2 separate regions of the Mus musculus genome follow, and region 2 is linked to region 1. Evidence: chromatin loops called from intact Hi-C (ENCODE). Cell type or tissue: left cerebral cortex. All regions are shown on one strand.

The links. A loop is a pair of places that touch in the nucleus more often than their neighbours do. Peaks named below come from ENCODE experiments on the same cell type or tissue, not always from the same donor. Only the 100,000 strongest peaks of a DNase experiment are listed, where the experiment ranks them.
Region 2: it touches region 1 in a loop (2.9-fold over the local background); 2 of 42 quality-filtered maps call a loop at or near these places.

Annotation. Positions count from the first base shown.
Region 1 is chr1:169,891,110-169,899,109 of GRCm38, reverse strand. No RefSeq gene overlaps it. Among named protein-coding and RNA genes, the nearest start is that of Gm39699, 31 kb to the left of the region's middle. In left cerebral cortex, no CTCF peak of the experiment used is centred here; DNase peaks (open chromatin) are centred at 285, 1,666, 2,601 and 3,255; H3K27ac peaks cover 3,690 bases.
Region 2 is chr1:169,754,750-169,762,749 of GRCm38, reverse strand. No RefSeq gene overlaps it. Among named protein-coding and RNA genes, the nearest start is that of Rgs4, 11 kb to the right of the region's middle. In left cerebral cortex, no CTCF peak of the experiment used is centred here; DNase peaks (open chromatin) are centred at 1,267, 3,120, 5,643, 5,952 and 1 more place.

The DNA.
Region 1 (8,000 bases):
TCCTTCATTGTCACATCTCTCTCTCTCTCTCTCTCTCTCTCTCTCAGTTCCCTTTTAAAACATGATGCCAGTCACTGCTGCAGTTTGACCTCATCTTAGTCACACCAGCATCGAGCCTATTTGCATCATTTTCTAGGATGCCGGGTGTTAGGACTTAAAGGTATGAATTTTAGAAAGATGCATTGTAACTCACAGCGGAGGACATCAGGAGACAACTGTCAAAATAATCTTGCTGCTTTTTTTTTTAAATCAACTTGCAAAATGAGCAAATTCTTAACAGATGGTGCTGATGAAAATACCTCCTTCATCCAGCCCCGAAACAAGTCGGTGGATGCTGAGATGGTCACCTAAATTTTTTTCAACACCGACGTGTTAGTGGGTTTGGTGCCTGGAGAAACTGCTGATGGGGTGAGGTTTGTGTACACACTGAATGCTCAGAGGCATAAATGTGATTGACATGTTTTTAATCCTTTCTCCTTATCACTGTTTGCTCTGGTCAGTACTGTCCCTGAAATAAAGTTTGTTCTTTACATAACGTCTCATTATGTAAAGTCAGAGCAATCTTTTTAAATGAAGTTTTTTCTTCTGCTTTGTGAACAGAGCAGAGACTGGATGGCTGTAGCCTGTGGTCCCAGGTGAGACATGAGTTAACTTAGCATTCAGAGTGGTTGTCTGGGGCCCTAAAGACAGGTGAGCCTGACGTCTTTCTGACCCATTTGTTTCTCTTGGTGCTTCCAGCTTTCTACTCTGAGCAGGGAGCCCATCCAGACCAATACTTTTTGTAAATGATAATCTTTAATTTTTGGGACTTCATACACAGAAAGTTAGACAACCCTAGTTTATGACAAACTACTATCTTCATATTGTGCAAGGGTCCTGTGATGGCTAGTATTAATTGCCAACTTGGCCAGTTCTAGAATCATCTACATGACAAGTCTCTGGGCATGCCTGGGAAGAAGTGACTGGACAGGTTTAATTGAATCTGGGATGCATTTGGCACCATTCCACCAGCTGGGTCCAGAAATGTATAAAAGGAGAAAAGCAACTGAGCACCAGCATTCATGTCCTCTCCTGCTCTAACTGCATGTACAGTGTGACCAGGGGCCCCATGCCACCCTGTCTTCCCTGTCTCATAGACTACACTTCTTCCTTTAAAATGCATTTCTCGGGTATTTTGTTGTAATAATGAAAAAAGTAACAAATATAGACCCTTAGTTTATTTCCTTTTATATTAATTATCTGTTTCCCCCTCAAACAACTACTGTGGCATGTCTGTAGATTGTTGGACTATAGTATGCTTACTCATATATTTAATTTACAAAGACTTTGTTTGCTTATGATCCCTTCAAAATTTTTTTCAGAGGCCATTTGTTGGAGGATTAACCTAAAGTGGCTTATTGTCTTCTATCAGATGCAGAAATTCTAGACATTAATTGGGCCCACTTCCCTTTTCAGAAGAGAGTGGACAGACATGATCAATCCAAGGCTATGTTGTCAGTTTGACATACAATCAATGCGAAATTATTGAGATTATTTTATGTTTCTCTTCTCCTCCAAAGTCTTTAAAACCTAGTGTGTTATTTTATATTTGGAACAGATATTTGCTAGGATGTACTCAGCTCAGCTGGCTGTGATCCACACATGCAGTAAGTAGCTTCTAACTGGGTTGCATCCACAGAGCAATGAGGTAAAAGGAGGCCCTAGGTAGACCCACTAGGGTGTGAGATATTCAAATGCTACACCATTTCAGTCAAGCTATGTCAATAACCCTTTTGTCAGAAACAAAGCATCCATCCCTTTGGTATCCCTGGCCTTCAGAAGGATTTCCTTCTGAGAGGAGAGCTGTTGAGGCTGACAGGAGTGAGCCTTCATTTCAGAGTTACTGGTCTTACTTCTCTCAACTTAAAGTTTACTCTCTCTCTCTCTCTCTCTCTCTCTCTCTCTCTCTCTCTCTCTCTCTCTCTGTGTGTGTGTGTGTGTGTGTGTGAGAGAGAGAGAGAGAGAGAGAGAGAGAGAGAATAATTCTCAGGGTCTGCTTTTCTATTTCTACTGTGCATTCTGCAAGTGACTTTATCCACTGAACATCTTGCCAGCCACAAATGATGAATCGTTAAGCCCTGAATGTGCATGGAACTTCAGGTTATGGGCCATCACCAAAGGCAAGTCAGCGAGCTTGAGGCAGGTGATCACTCCAAACCCACAGTCAATGCACCATCCTGCCTGCCCATTTTTATGTCCCCAAATCATGAGATGGCCGTATGTACATGCCTAGCCTTAAACCCCAATAAACAATAATTCCTGTTCAATATTTTATTTTGGGATACATTATTTATTTCTTGGAACAAAGGATTCGATAAACAAGATCCCTGGGCAGTATTAGTCATCTGAGAAATGTCAGTAGAACACCTCCAGTGTGCTCAGCATAGTGCCAAGCACGGGGATGATACATCAGTGAGCAGAACACACTGTGTAAGCTGAGCCCCGATAATCAGCAGAGAGCCCCGGGAAGCAGGCCATAACAGTATCTTCAGGCTTGCTTCCCCAGAATTGTAAACAAGGTTTTGTATCAGGCAAGGATCTGGGAGAGAGAGGCAGCAGGATTCTCTCACGGCACTATCCCAGAGTTCTAAATGGGGAACGCAGTGCGGTATGAAGCTGTGGCTGGAAGCTACACAGGTGGATCCTCTTCAGAGTGTCATTATGAAGTCACTTAAACTACTTTTTATTTTAAAATGGGAAGGAAGGGATGGGGTAGTTGGTTCAGTTGGTAAAGTGGCTGTCATGCAAATAGGAGGACCTGTGTTTGAACCCCAGGACCTACAAAATTGTGAGATATTGTGGTACTCATCTGTAACTTCTATAATCCCAGGACTGGGGGAGCAGAGACAAGTGGATCCCTGGAGTTCATTGTCTTTCCAGCCTAGTCAAACCAGAGACTCTGTCTCAGTAAGTAAGGTGGAGAGTGGTGGAGAAAGATACCTATCTCTGGTGTAGGAACACACAGAAGGTAGGGTGCTGGGGATGGGAGGAGGGGCAGGGAGGGAAAGGGATGGAGACGTAGGGAGAGGAAGGGAGTAAGGGGAAAGAGAAGAAAAGAATCAACTTTATCATAAAGATAAACACAGAGATATTATGAAGATACATAACATTTTACAATAAAATGGAATGCCAAAGAAAATTCTCAGTTGTGGCAAATGAACTGGGCCAAATGCCAAGGCTATTTTGAGCCATGTTATGTTTTAAAATGATCTCTTGATGGGAAATCCTGGAGGGGAGTATGTGAAAGTATTGAAGTTTTACTCTTTCTCCAATATATAAAATTGCTTTATATTCTGATGTCACACAAGCTGTTTCTTATTTCCTCTGAGAGCTGAGCTGCATATATGCCAGATTTAGAGAAGGGTATTATATAGCTGATAGCATAGGTCTAAGATGAGACTCTGCAAACTTCAAATCTGTCTGAATATATGTATATAACATAGGGTCTTGCTACATAGCCTAAAATGACCTTGAACTCACTACTCTGCCTCCCGAGTGCTGAGATTATAGGCGTGTGTCACCATGTATGTTCTGCCTGCATTTATAATTCAAGGCTGTAGAATTTTATTCAGTCCCATTCATTGTTTTTTTTCCCCAACATAAAAAGACATTACTTAAAACCTTTGAGAAAAATGAGGAACTATGTTCAATCAAGACAAGGCCATCTGCAAGAAACAGGACACCTACGTGCTTCCGTATTTGGTAATGCCTACCGTTGTAGACCTCTGCTCCCAGAAAGCCAGACTCTCATCAGCCTTGTGGAGAAACGCACTCCCGTGCTTGAATTAAAGTTCAAATGTTGGCAAGCAAATATTGAATTCAGTACAATGATCTACTTTTCTTTCTTTTCTCTTTCTTTCTTTCTTTCTTTCTTTCTTTCTTTCTTTCTTTCTTTCTTTCTTTCTTTCTTTCTTTCTTTCTTTCTTTCTTTCTTTCTTTCTTCCTCTCTCTCTCTCTCTCTCTCTCTCTCTCTCTCTCTCTCTTTCTCTCCTTTTTGTTTTTTCTTTTTTTAGAGTTTGTTCAATTAGAGGTTGAGTCAGCCTTGGATCTAGATGGAATGTCTACCAACCTGAACAGATGAGCAACTGCAGTGACTCATCTTTGTATTATAAATGGCAAAGGTCTCACTACATATTATTGTATTTGGTCCACCACAAAATCCTGTGTGGCAGAGGTTGATTGATCTATATTTTCCTATTTATATTGCTTTATGTTTCCTCACAGTAATGTAAACTACTTTGTTTGGATAGCGTTTCAGATTAATGGCACCTCTACACACCAGAGTTGTAGCTGTGCACATTAATGCTGACATACACACATAAGAAAACAATGTGTGCAGCCTCTGAAGGTTGCCTTGTAATTTCTTTTGTCTTAGGGTTTCTATTGCTGTGAAAAGACACTATGACCAGGGCAACACTTCTTTTTTTAAATTAATTATTTTGTTTATTTACATTCCAAATGTTGATCCCCTCCAGGTACCCCCTCCCAGAATTCTTCACCTTATACCCCTCCCCTTCGCCTCTGAGAGGGTGCCCAGGACATCTCACTTCCCTGGAGCATCAAGTCTCTACAGGATTAAGCACATCATCTCCCACTGGGGCGAGACAAGGCAGATGGTCTTCTGCTACATACGTGCTGGCAACTGTTATATAGGAAACACTTAACTGGGGCTGGCTTACAGCTCAAGGGGTTAGTCCATAATTGTCATGGTGGGAAGCATGGCAGAGGGCAGGCAAATAGGGTACTGCAGAGGGGCTGAGAGTTTTACATTTGGATTCTCAGGCATCAGGAAGAGAGAATGATACATTGGGCCTGGCTTAAACATCTGAAACCTCCAAGCCTACCCTCAACGGCACACTTCCTCAATCAAGGCCACACCCACTCCAACAAGGTCACAACCACTCCAACAAGGTCACACCCACTCTAACAAAGCCACACCCACTCTGACAAGGCTACACCTGCTAATAGTGCTGCTCCCTATGAGCCTATGTGGGCCATTTTTATTCAAACCACCACAGCGATCCACTATGAGTTAGATGTATGTTGTTTCATTTTCACCTCTCATGAGTCCCCCAAATTTACATCTGGAGAATATGCCTTATTTGATTTAAATTTCTTTACATTGTTTGAAACTTTTGTTTCATAGGCTAACTAACTCACGGCCAGTGTGGATGATGTTCTGCATACACCTGAGAAGGCTACATGGTCTGTTGCTATTGGGAGGAGCTATTGGCTTTATGGATGTGCACTCGTCTTGCTGGTTTACATACATGTTAAAACCTACTTCTCTGTTGGTCTTCTGCTGGGTTATAGCTGTTAAATAGTTATTGTGTGCAGTCATCTATTTTACCTTTTGGTTCAGGCAAATTTTGCTCTACATTTTGGATTTCTTTTTAGAAACTTTTGGCACATATTATCTCTTGATAAAAGGTGTGCTAGTGATGTAAATGAATGCTAGTTGGGGTTTGTATTAACTTCTTGGAGCAGGGTTCATCCTGAATTATCAGAATGACAGGACTATGACTTGTTCTACTGAGGTGTTTTAGGGTTCTCTAGAGTCACAGAATGTATGGAAAGTATCTATATATTAAGGGAGTTTATTGTGATGACTTACAGTCTGTAGTCCAATTAACCCAACAATGGTCAGCTGTGAACGGGAAGTCCAAGAATCTAGTAGTTGTTCAGACCTCCCACAAGACTAGTTCTTTAAGTTGATCTTCTGAGAAGTAGGTTCCAACAGATGTGTTGGTAAGTGAATGAAAGCAGTCAAAGAAGAGTGAATCTTCCTTCTTCCAATGTAGGAGGTGTGGCCCAGATTATAAGTGTGTACCACCATACCTGGATCTGGAACTTGCTTTGTTCCAGGTTGACCTTGAACTCAGAGATCTGCTTGCCTCAATCTGCCGGGATTAAAGGTATGTACTAGCTTGCTTGGTCCTAAGCTTCTCATGGCCACTATGCCTTAAGATCTCTGTGTTAAGATCCATGTCAGAAACCTGTGCCTTCAAGATCTGGATCACAGGTGTGCCCTCCATTTCTGGATTGTAGTTCATTCCAGATACAGTTGAGTTGGCAACCAGGAATGGTCATCACATGAGGTGACTCCTACAGTCAGGCTCTTAGTTTTGGGATGAGGATTGGATATTAAAAAAAAAACAAGTGCTGATTAGAAACAGAGATTTCAGCCATATACCTCAAACCCAGGCAGGAGGGAGGTCTGTTGATCACCAATGGCCAGTGACTTAATCATGCCTGTGGACTGAGAATTCCATAAAAACTCTAAAGATGGACTGTATCACAGCGCTAGGACAATGTTGTGCTCAGAGTGCATGGGGAATCTGTGCCACCCTCTCTCTATTTTGTTTGCCTTCTGATCAGGTGGTTTAGAACTCCATCTTTCTGTGATTTTTACCCTGAAAACTGTTGAAACTGGAGAGTGGATATTATAGGAACATGCACATTTATAGCCTGTTTAGAAGGAAATTTGGTTAACTGAGGGATCTTATACTTGCAGTGGCACCTGGGATGAAGGTGTGTCTGAGCTCTTAACCTGTTGAGTTTGAAACTAAGCAGTCAGTATGGAATTGAATTGACTTGTAGGGCACCAAGTTAGTGTGGGGGAGGTTGTGAGGTGGTCTTGAAAGAAAATATCCTTGTGACAGGAACAAAAACTATCAAATGCTTTGTTTCTAGTAATACATTTTTCTTTAAAGTATATTTTGGTTTTGATTTGTTTAATAAACATTTTAAAATTGTTCAATATCAGTAACTATTGGGCAAATGTATATCAAAACTCCGTTAAGAACTCCAGTCAGAATGGTTATCATGGAGGAATCAAATGACAGCAAATGCTGGAGATGTGAGGAAAGAGGAATATTTACAACTCAATGTATGGGATTTTAAACTGGTATAGCCTCTGTGGAAATCAGTGTGCTGACCCCTCAACAATGTAGAGAGAGAACCACCATATGATCTAGCTCTAGCATTCCCAGGCATATATCCAAAGGACTCTATTTCTTGCTATAGAGATACTTTATCCTCCATGTTCACTGCAGACCTAGTCATGATAGCTAGGAAATAACATTAGTCTGGATGTCAATTGACCGATGAATGGATAATGAAAATGTACTACATATGCAAATGGAATGTCATTCATCTATAAAGAAAAATGAAATGATAAATTTTGAGAATAAATTGATAAAACTGAAAAAAAAAGTGTATTAAGTGAGGGTTACCAGGCACTAAAAATAAATGCCACATACTTTCTCTCATATGTGGATTCTAGTTTTGACTTTCTAATTGAGTGTGTTAAGTTTGAAATACCTGTAGAAGCCAGGAAACCAGAAAGAGGGCATTGAAAGAGGTTACCTTAAGGAAGGGAGGATAGTAGGACATAAGTAATGTGAAAGTAGCAATGGGAAATACTAGAGTGAGAAAGTTTAAGCAAGAAGGTGTTGGGGATTATGGGAACAAGAGGGTGGAAGAAACAGTTAACTAAATCAAAAGATTATGAAAAAGCCATATGGAGACTTACAATTCTATATTCCAGTTGAAAATACAATGCTGGTGGTGCTGGTGCTGGTGCTGGTGCTGGTGCTGGTGCAGAAGATGAAGAAGAAGAAGAAGAAGAAGAAGAAGAAGAAGAAGAAGAAGAAGAAGAAGAAGAAGAAGAAGAAGAAGAAGAAGAAGAAGAGATGGAGAAGGAGAAGAAAAGAAGAAGAAGAAGAAGAAGAAGAAGAAGAAGAAGAAGAAGAAGAAGAAGAAGAAGAAGGGAGGAGGAGGAGAGGAAGAAGGAGAAGGAGAAGAAGGAGGAGGAGGAGGAGGAGAAAGAGAAGGAGGAGGAGGAGGAGGAGGAGGAGAAGAAGAAGAAGAAGAAGAAGAAGGAGAAGAAGGAGAAGAAGGAGAAGAAGAAGAAATCTTAGAAGGACATACTACACAAGAGTGGAAAATGCTGCTTCTAG
Region 2 (8,000 bases), 140 kb after region 1:
CAATTTAATCTTATGACTCAGCGGCAAAAGGCAGCAGTAAAGGAACACAGTTCCTTTTGTTGATGCAGAAGTAGGGTTTCTGGAGGATGGAGGAGGGCTCTGATGCAGCTTGGGACAATTTATTACTGGCTTTAGGTACTGCTCTAGAAGTTTGAAAAAAAAAACAACTAGATTTCTACTGTGTTTCTCCTATGACCTTGCTCCCTCTCAAAATTTAACAATAAAACAAAATGTAAAAGTTGATCAACAAAAGTTGATCAGGTCTAGCAATGGAGGCTGTAGCCACTCCCTGTCCCTCTTCAGGACAACCAGCACAATCAATACTACTTACTTATTGTATCCAAAGAAAGCAACCCCATACTGGAGTACCTCAAAGTGGCCCTGTTAAGACAAGCTTACAGGGTATCCTGAGGTATGCTTTCAATCACTCTGTTTATTCTAGACCTACCTGCTTCCTCCTGCTCCTGCTCCTGCTCCTGCTCCTGCTCCTGCTCCTGCTCCTGCTCCTGCTCCTGCTCCTGCTCCTGCTCCTGCTCCTCCTCCTCCTCCTCCTCCTCCTCCTCCTCCTCCTCCTCCTCCTCCTCCTCCTCTCCAGAGTCCTTTGGAAAGGTCATAATTCCAGGAATAAAGATTCAACTCTCATGACAAAATTACCTACCAAAGATGTCACCTCTAAAACCATCACACTGGGGAAATGGTTTAGTATGTAAATTGGCTTGAGACATTTCATGCATTGCAAAGTGCAATGATTTCCACTCTTGGAGTATAATGTGCCAAGAGCTATGGTTCTCCAATTCTGCTTTAGTCTGCGTCAGCCTAACCTTTCACCCAGACCACTGTATTTCCTTTGATCCAGTATATCTGTCTACTCTCTGCCATGTTTTCAAGGTGTATCACAATTATTAAGAAAATCTCTTGGGTTTGGCAAATCCAGTCATGCAGAACTTGCTCTCTCCTCTTACCTTTTTCTCAGACTCTAAAGTTACTAGAGTTTCCAGACAAAGCATCCTACCCTAGTCAGATTAAATGACTAATTTGACATAGCCCCGAGTCAGTTGAGAAGGAAATCTATTATTTTAAAATTTTATTAGATTTATGTGTAAGGAGATTCTGCCTGGATGTGTCTGTGCACCATATCATATGCATACCTTGTTCCTATGGAGGCCAGAAGAGAGCATTGGCTCTCCTGGGAATTGCAGATGGTTGTGAATCACCATCTGGGTGCTCAGAATTGAACTCATATTTTCCAGAAGAGCACCAGTGCTTTTAACCACTGAGCCATCTGCCTAGCCCTGAGAAGGCAATCTTAAATAAAGGATTGCCCAGATCACATCGGTCTGTCTGCAAACTCAGGAAGAGCATATCTACATCAGTAGTTGATGTTGCATCCCAATGTGGCTACTACCAGACCCTAGGCAGGGTGGCCCTGAGCTGTATAAGAGAACAAGACAGGCATGGGTCTTTGAGAGAGATATCAAGTGACATTTCTCCATGGTTAGTGTCTGCTATACTTCCTGGGAGTAAATTCCCCAGTCAAGGATGATGCAGCGAAGGAGACGCAGGAATCCACTGTCTGCACTGGATTTTCCTCAGCCTGGTCAGCAACCTAGAATGTTCTCACTCTGTTGCCTGCCTTTTTCCTTCACTGAGTGTCAGATCTTCACCAGAGCCTGTTCTCATGACCTTTGCCACTTTCGTTCCCTTTTTGTGACCTAGAAAGAGGCCTTACACATTTACAGGTTGCCATGTGATATTTTGATACATGCACACATTGTGTAACATTCAAGTCAGTTTTCAAGCAAACATTGAGAGTGGATTCCCCAGGGCTCCCTACAACAGCTTGCTGCAGAATCCCACCATCTTCAGCTGAGGGTAGGAGTAGTCCAGACGAGGCATAACCTTAGCAAAAATCCACAGTGGAGTTCAGGGGCAACTGGTCAATTGTGTCCATTATAGTCAGCTACCTGTGATATCATTCTTAATGGCCAGGACATCTAGCAAAGAAAGAATCACCTACAGGCCCAAACTCAACCTTGGCCTGACCAAGTGTTTTGTTTATTTTTCTGTTGCTGTGATAAAAATGCCATGACCAAGCAACTTATACACAAGAAAGCATTTATTTGGGCTCATAGTCTCAAGGGGATAACAGTCCATCATCTGGGGATGCATGGCAGGAGGCAGGCATGATGGCTAGATCAGGAAGCTGAGAGCTCACTCTCTAAAAAGGGAGGCATAATGGCTAGATGAGGAAGCTGAGAGCTCACGCCCCAAAAGGGGAGAGTAAACTAGAAGTGGAATGAGACTTTTAATTTCAAAGTCTACTTTCAGTGACATATTTTCCTCCAGTTAGGCTACACCACCTAACATTCTCCAAACAGTGCTACAAACTGGGAGCTAAATACCAAAACCTATGGGGGGTGGGGGGCATTTCTCATTCAAGCCACCTCCACCAGGAAGGAGCTCTGTAGCATAAATTATGCCCCTTTGTGTTAGGAGAAGGGAAGGAAGCTGAGCATTAAGGCTTTTCTAACCACTACTTGGTAAAGCACTTGATCTCTCAGCCATTTCCCACCTCCATGCTGTCAGGCAATGGGCAAGAGAGACTCAGGTACCAGACATTAGAAGCCAGGCAACCAGACACTGGAAGAGAACCTCATATATACAGCCAAAAGGGACCCAAAGAATCCTTCTACAGCCCAAGTCATGTCTGCCCCAGCTTTTCTTCCTTTCTAGTTTTTAGTACCCTCAAAGAGATGTGTTACTTAATTTAATTGCAGTATTTAATACTGCAATATAGCCACCATGAGCAATCAGGGGCTGTACCTGATTGGACAACCCAAAGCAAAAAAAAAGTCTCTAACTCACATAAACTAAATTTGAGTAAAATTTCCAATAATCGGAAAATTAATGAAAGTTAAAAGAAGAATGTGAGTAAAGTCTTTCTCAGCTTCCTCTATGCCCCATTAATCCCTGTTCTGTCAAACTTCCCAAGGCCTTTTGTCTTGTGATTGCTGGTAATGGAACTTGGAGTCCAGGTAATGCAGTCAGAGCTTTGTGCCATTTACAGCTCTCTCACTGTGTCTAGCATCCTTTAAAGGCAATTGACAGTGACAGAGGCTGCCACTTCCTGTATTTCCTTCTATGGCCACAGTGGCTGATGCTCCTCCGGTTGCGGATGAGATGCTGAGAGAAGTGACATTAAGCAAGCTCTTATTTTCTTTTGTTTCCTTTCCCTTCTGAAGTTCTCAGCAGGTCAGCCCAGTTTGCATCTTTAGAACACAGTTGCTTTTGGGCATCCCAGCTCCAGACCCCTCTGTTAGTAACTTCCTTTCAATGAAATGAAGAGAGAACCAAATTGCTTTTCTAGTCCCTAGTCCCTGTTCTGTCACTTGCTAATGTGATTTTGATACATTTTTTTAAAACTCATCATCGTTGACCTTGCTATTAAAAATATATTTGGTATCCCACTCAGGAGAAATACCATAATTACTTCCAGCTCTTTGACATCAAATTGGTCAATGAAATACAAACAGAACTAATGTGTGTCCCTTCTCTGTGGAAGCCTCCAGAGTACAATTTGTTGTTTTCTCCTTTTCTGTCATGAATACCAGCAATATTCCAGACATGGCACTACAGACAACAAGCAGTCAAGACTAGTAGTGAGCACAGCCATACTTATTAGAAAAAAATATGCAATATTAAGAAGAAATAAGGCTGAGGGGTGTATGTGTGTGTCCCATCTGCAAAATGTAGTTATATAATAATTCACAAATTCAATTATTTATTTCCCTTTAGCTTGAAGCTCTTTGAAAGCAGCATGCATTCTAGACATCTGTAGGTCTCATCTATATCTGACAATTCAATGGAATTAGTTTCTTGTACATATAAGTTCATAGAATAGTAAAACAAGGGATAATAGTAGGATCTGAATTTATATTAGAAATTGTTCTGTGTCCCTTAGTCTGAAGTGAGTTGTATATATCATTGGAAGTAAGAAGCAGTCTCCTTTCTGCTGAGTGCTTGAGAACCTCTCTTTGCAGGGATATTTGGCTTTGCAGATTGGGTGGCCTTGAACTTGGAAAGCTAGAATGAAAGGAACCTCTCTTTGCAGGGATATTTGGCTTTGCAGACTGGGTGGCCTTGAACTTGGAAAGCTAGAATGAAGGAGACATTTCTTGACATTTTATTTCATAGATAAAAATGACTTAGGTGTGGGAGATCATGGGACACTGAGAGATCAAATCAAATACTGAGTGTGGAATGACTGCAAATTAAATATCAATAGTACTTGGATGTCATGTCTTGCTTAGATTTGGATAGGAAATTAGATCTATGGTTTGAAGAAGCACAGCATTATTGTAGATACATAGTAAGGCTGTGGTTTGTTAAATGGGTTTGAAAGAGAAGAAATAACTGTTATGCCCAGATTGTAAGGTCCTCACAGACCACCAGAGACCACCAAGACTCCAACTCATATACAAAAGCAAAGAGTCCTTATTCAAGTTTGAGCTGGGACCCTTCTGGGTCTTCAGCACAGTGGATGGTGTGGAAGTCTGAGCTGGTACAAGCCTTGCCTATTTATCATGGTTGTTGTAACATGGTAAAGGACTTTCCAACTTGGTCGTTACATGATTGCTTGGCATTTGCTTGGAGCACTTCTGTTGGCTGGTAATGATTTCAGCTTGATATGAACAATGGTTGCTAGCTTAATCAATCTACTTCAAGACAGTCAGTAAGACCTTAAGACCTGTTTGCTTGTTGCTGGAGGTGGAGTGGCTATTTACTCAGGTGACATGGCTTCTGTAACAAGTCAGGTTTTTTTTCCCCAATAGCTGAGTTTATTTAGAGGGCAAGTTAGTCATGAAATGGAGTCTGAGAGCAAAATGGAGTTTGTAGTGTTAAGTCGGGCCCTTCACTAACATCGAAGGGCATTGAAAGTACTAAGGATGCTTTTCCAATGATCAAAGATTAAGTGTTTTCACCTTCGGTGTTTTATGATCTATGTTAAGACTACACAACTGTGGGCCTATAATGCAAAAGAAGATGTGGGCACAGTAAACAAGAAGGTGATCCAGTGGATGGAGTTACGTTCCCATAAAACCCTAAGCCCTTCTGGGAAGGTTATGGGGCTGACCACAAGTGTCTCTTTCCTTCCTTCCTTTATTTATTTTTATTTTTATTTTTATTTTTATTTTTATTTTTCAGTGTTCCATGGTACTCTCTACTGAAAGCGATATTCTGGATAATGATGTCACTTACAGCAATGGCATTTGCTACTCAACAGACGAAATAGTGATATCTGTTCAGTAGGACAGGTTAGGGAGGTTTAAACTAGTGAGTGCTAAGGGATGGGGAGTAGGAGCAGAGTGAGGAACATTATCAGAGCTGGAGGTTGCGGGTGGTTACGGTAATAGAGAGCCCTAAGGGTGGAGTATCTTTGAGAGAGGGAAATTATTGCAATTTGGACATGGTGAGTTTGATGTGAAAGGCAAATGAGATAATGTGGGGAAAAGTGCTTCACAACCTGTGAGTGTTTTAGAAATGGATGGGTTATTTTAAGAGGAAATGGCTGAGACCATTTCGTGACTCACCATATGCCCGTCAACACTGACAAAAACAATCAGAACACACGAGAGGTAGATTGTAGGATAGCCCTATCATATTTTTAGGTTAGCCTCCTGCTATTATGCTATTCCCACTGCTATTATTTTCTCTGAAACAAGGGGCAGCTGTTCCTATAGTGTCATATAAGTGAATTAAATTAGACGGCAGCTCGGACTGAGGGAAAGAGGGAAACCTTCTCCACCAGAGCTCTGGCTAACCCCATGCTGGGGAAGATAGAATAGACAATGGCTTTTTCTTCTAGTTAAGTGATTCAAGTGTAAGAAACCATTAGAAAAAAAAAACACCAGAGAACTTGAGAAGGGTTCAGGATTGATATAGAAATGGTCCCAGGGTAGCATATTCGAAGTAGCTTTGGCAGAGGAGCTAGACTTTTATATCTTAGGAATTTAGGCAGCTTTTGAGGAGGAGTGCCACTGTAGGTGCTATGATGGAGGGGGAGTCCAGAAACAAAAGGAAGCATTCTGTAAGCCCTCCTCAGGTGGGTTCTTTGTCTTTCAGGGTTTCTTTATCTGATGCTTTTTACTCGGGGGTGGGGGGGGGTCGGTTATCTACCAGCAGAAAGTGTGGCCTAGAATTGTCTCTGCCTTCTGATCTTAGTTTCACTTTGCCTTTGTTGTTATTTTAGTGTCATTGAGAGCCAGCTAGCTCACCTCATTAGATTCACTGCAACCCGGGGTAAGTAAATGTACTAGCTTGGGTGAGACAGATCCCACCATCTTGCTTGTCTGAAGGGAAGAATGGGTTCGGTAGATGCCTGGTGGCTATCGTTAGAGCTGCACAGGAAACAAGGATGAGTTTTGACATCTGTGAGGGTTACCAGCCTGACCTCGAGAGACAAGCAGCCCAGCTATAGTGTTGAGCTGTGTTTTTCTTAGCTGTATAACTGCTACAGTAGGTTGTTGGTTTCCCTGTGTCACAGGCCTTTGTTTTTAACTGGGAAAAACAACTGTTAACGCTTTTAGTATGATGCATCCTCCACCCCAAAAACTCCTGTATGGAAGGCTTGGCCACCAGCTGTGTCATTACTGAGCTGAGATTAGATCACTGAGTTATGAACTTTGTCAGTGGTGAGTTCATTCCTAATTGGAAATCTACTTAAGAAAGTCAGTCAGCAGAGTATATGATGTCTTCAAACCCTTCCTCTTTGTTTTCTTGCTCCTGGTGACCCTGGGGTGAGCAGCCGCCTCCTCACCATGATGATTCTGTCTTCCCTTAGGACTGGGAACAATGGAACCAAAGAGCCATGGCTCGGTCTAGGGGAGTAACAAACACATCTTGATGCCCACCAGAAAGCTAGTTTAACAGTTACACCTTGCTCCATTTGAAGCATGAGCTGCTAAGAGCAACAGAGAAACATGAAGGGAGGGTTTGAAATGTAAGAATTTCGTGCATTTGGCAGGAGTAGAATGAAGAGAGTGTCCAAAGTCAGTATTGAATAAAATGAGAAAAATACAAATATGAACAAAGAAAATCCAGAACCCAGAAATGAGAGAGAAAATAGGGAGACAACATCACAGAGCTGTTGAGAGGCCCGGACAGGGCTTGTCTGCTTATACAATTAGGGAAATAGATCCGATTATAACAGTAGAGTAGTCAGGCCCCATTCCCAATAGAATGTGTCCCAAGATGCCCAGCAGATACCGGAAATGATAGAAAACACCCAAACCAGGTCATGCAGTATATGTGCCTATAGGTCCTGCAGCTGCCACATAGAACCAGAATTCATCTCTTCTTCCATGTTTTAGGTTCTGGTGCACCCTTTTCAACACCACCATTGAACTTGGCAACCACTATTAAGTAAAATAAAGGTGCCTTTAACATAAGCAAAGAGATTTTATGCCAGTCTATCTTCAAAACTGAGATTGTCATGGACTAGTGGGTGGGTAGTGAATATATACTAGGCCTGCTGTACACAGGGAGGAATGATGTCCCAGTCAAAATAGGGATAACAAGAGACTGCATCATGCTACTCAGAACCGTATGCAACTTAAAAGGTATGAGCTGTTTACTTCTGCAAATTTTTCCATCTAATATTGCCAAGCCACTGCTGGCATGAGGTGATTGGAACCACGGAAAGTAAGGTATCCAAGGAGGACCGCCATGATGCTGCACATGGTTGCCAGGGGAGGGGCTTGGATTGGAACCATGACTCAATGCATGCTCAGCACATGCAATGTCACTCTGCTGCACCCCCCCCCCACACACACACACACACTCCCTTTACTTCTCTCTAAGTGTCAGCTATTCTCTTTGGGACTTTCTTCTTGCAGAATTATTCCATAGATCTTTAAGGTCGGCCTCTGAACTTACCCTGGTTCTCTCATTTAAACAACACTGGGCATTTTAGTGTCCCATCTACTTGTGCATCACAAAAT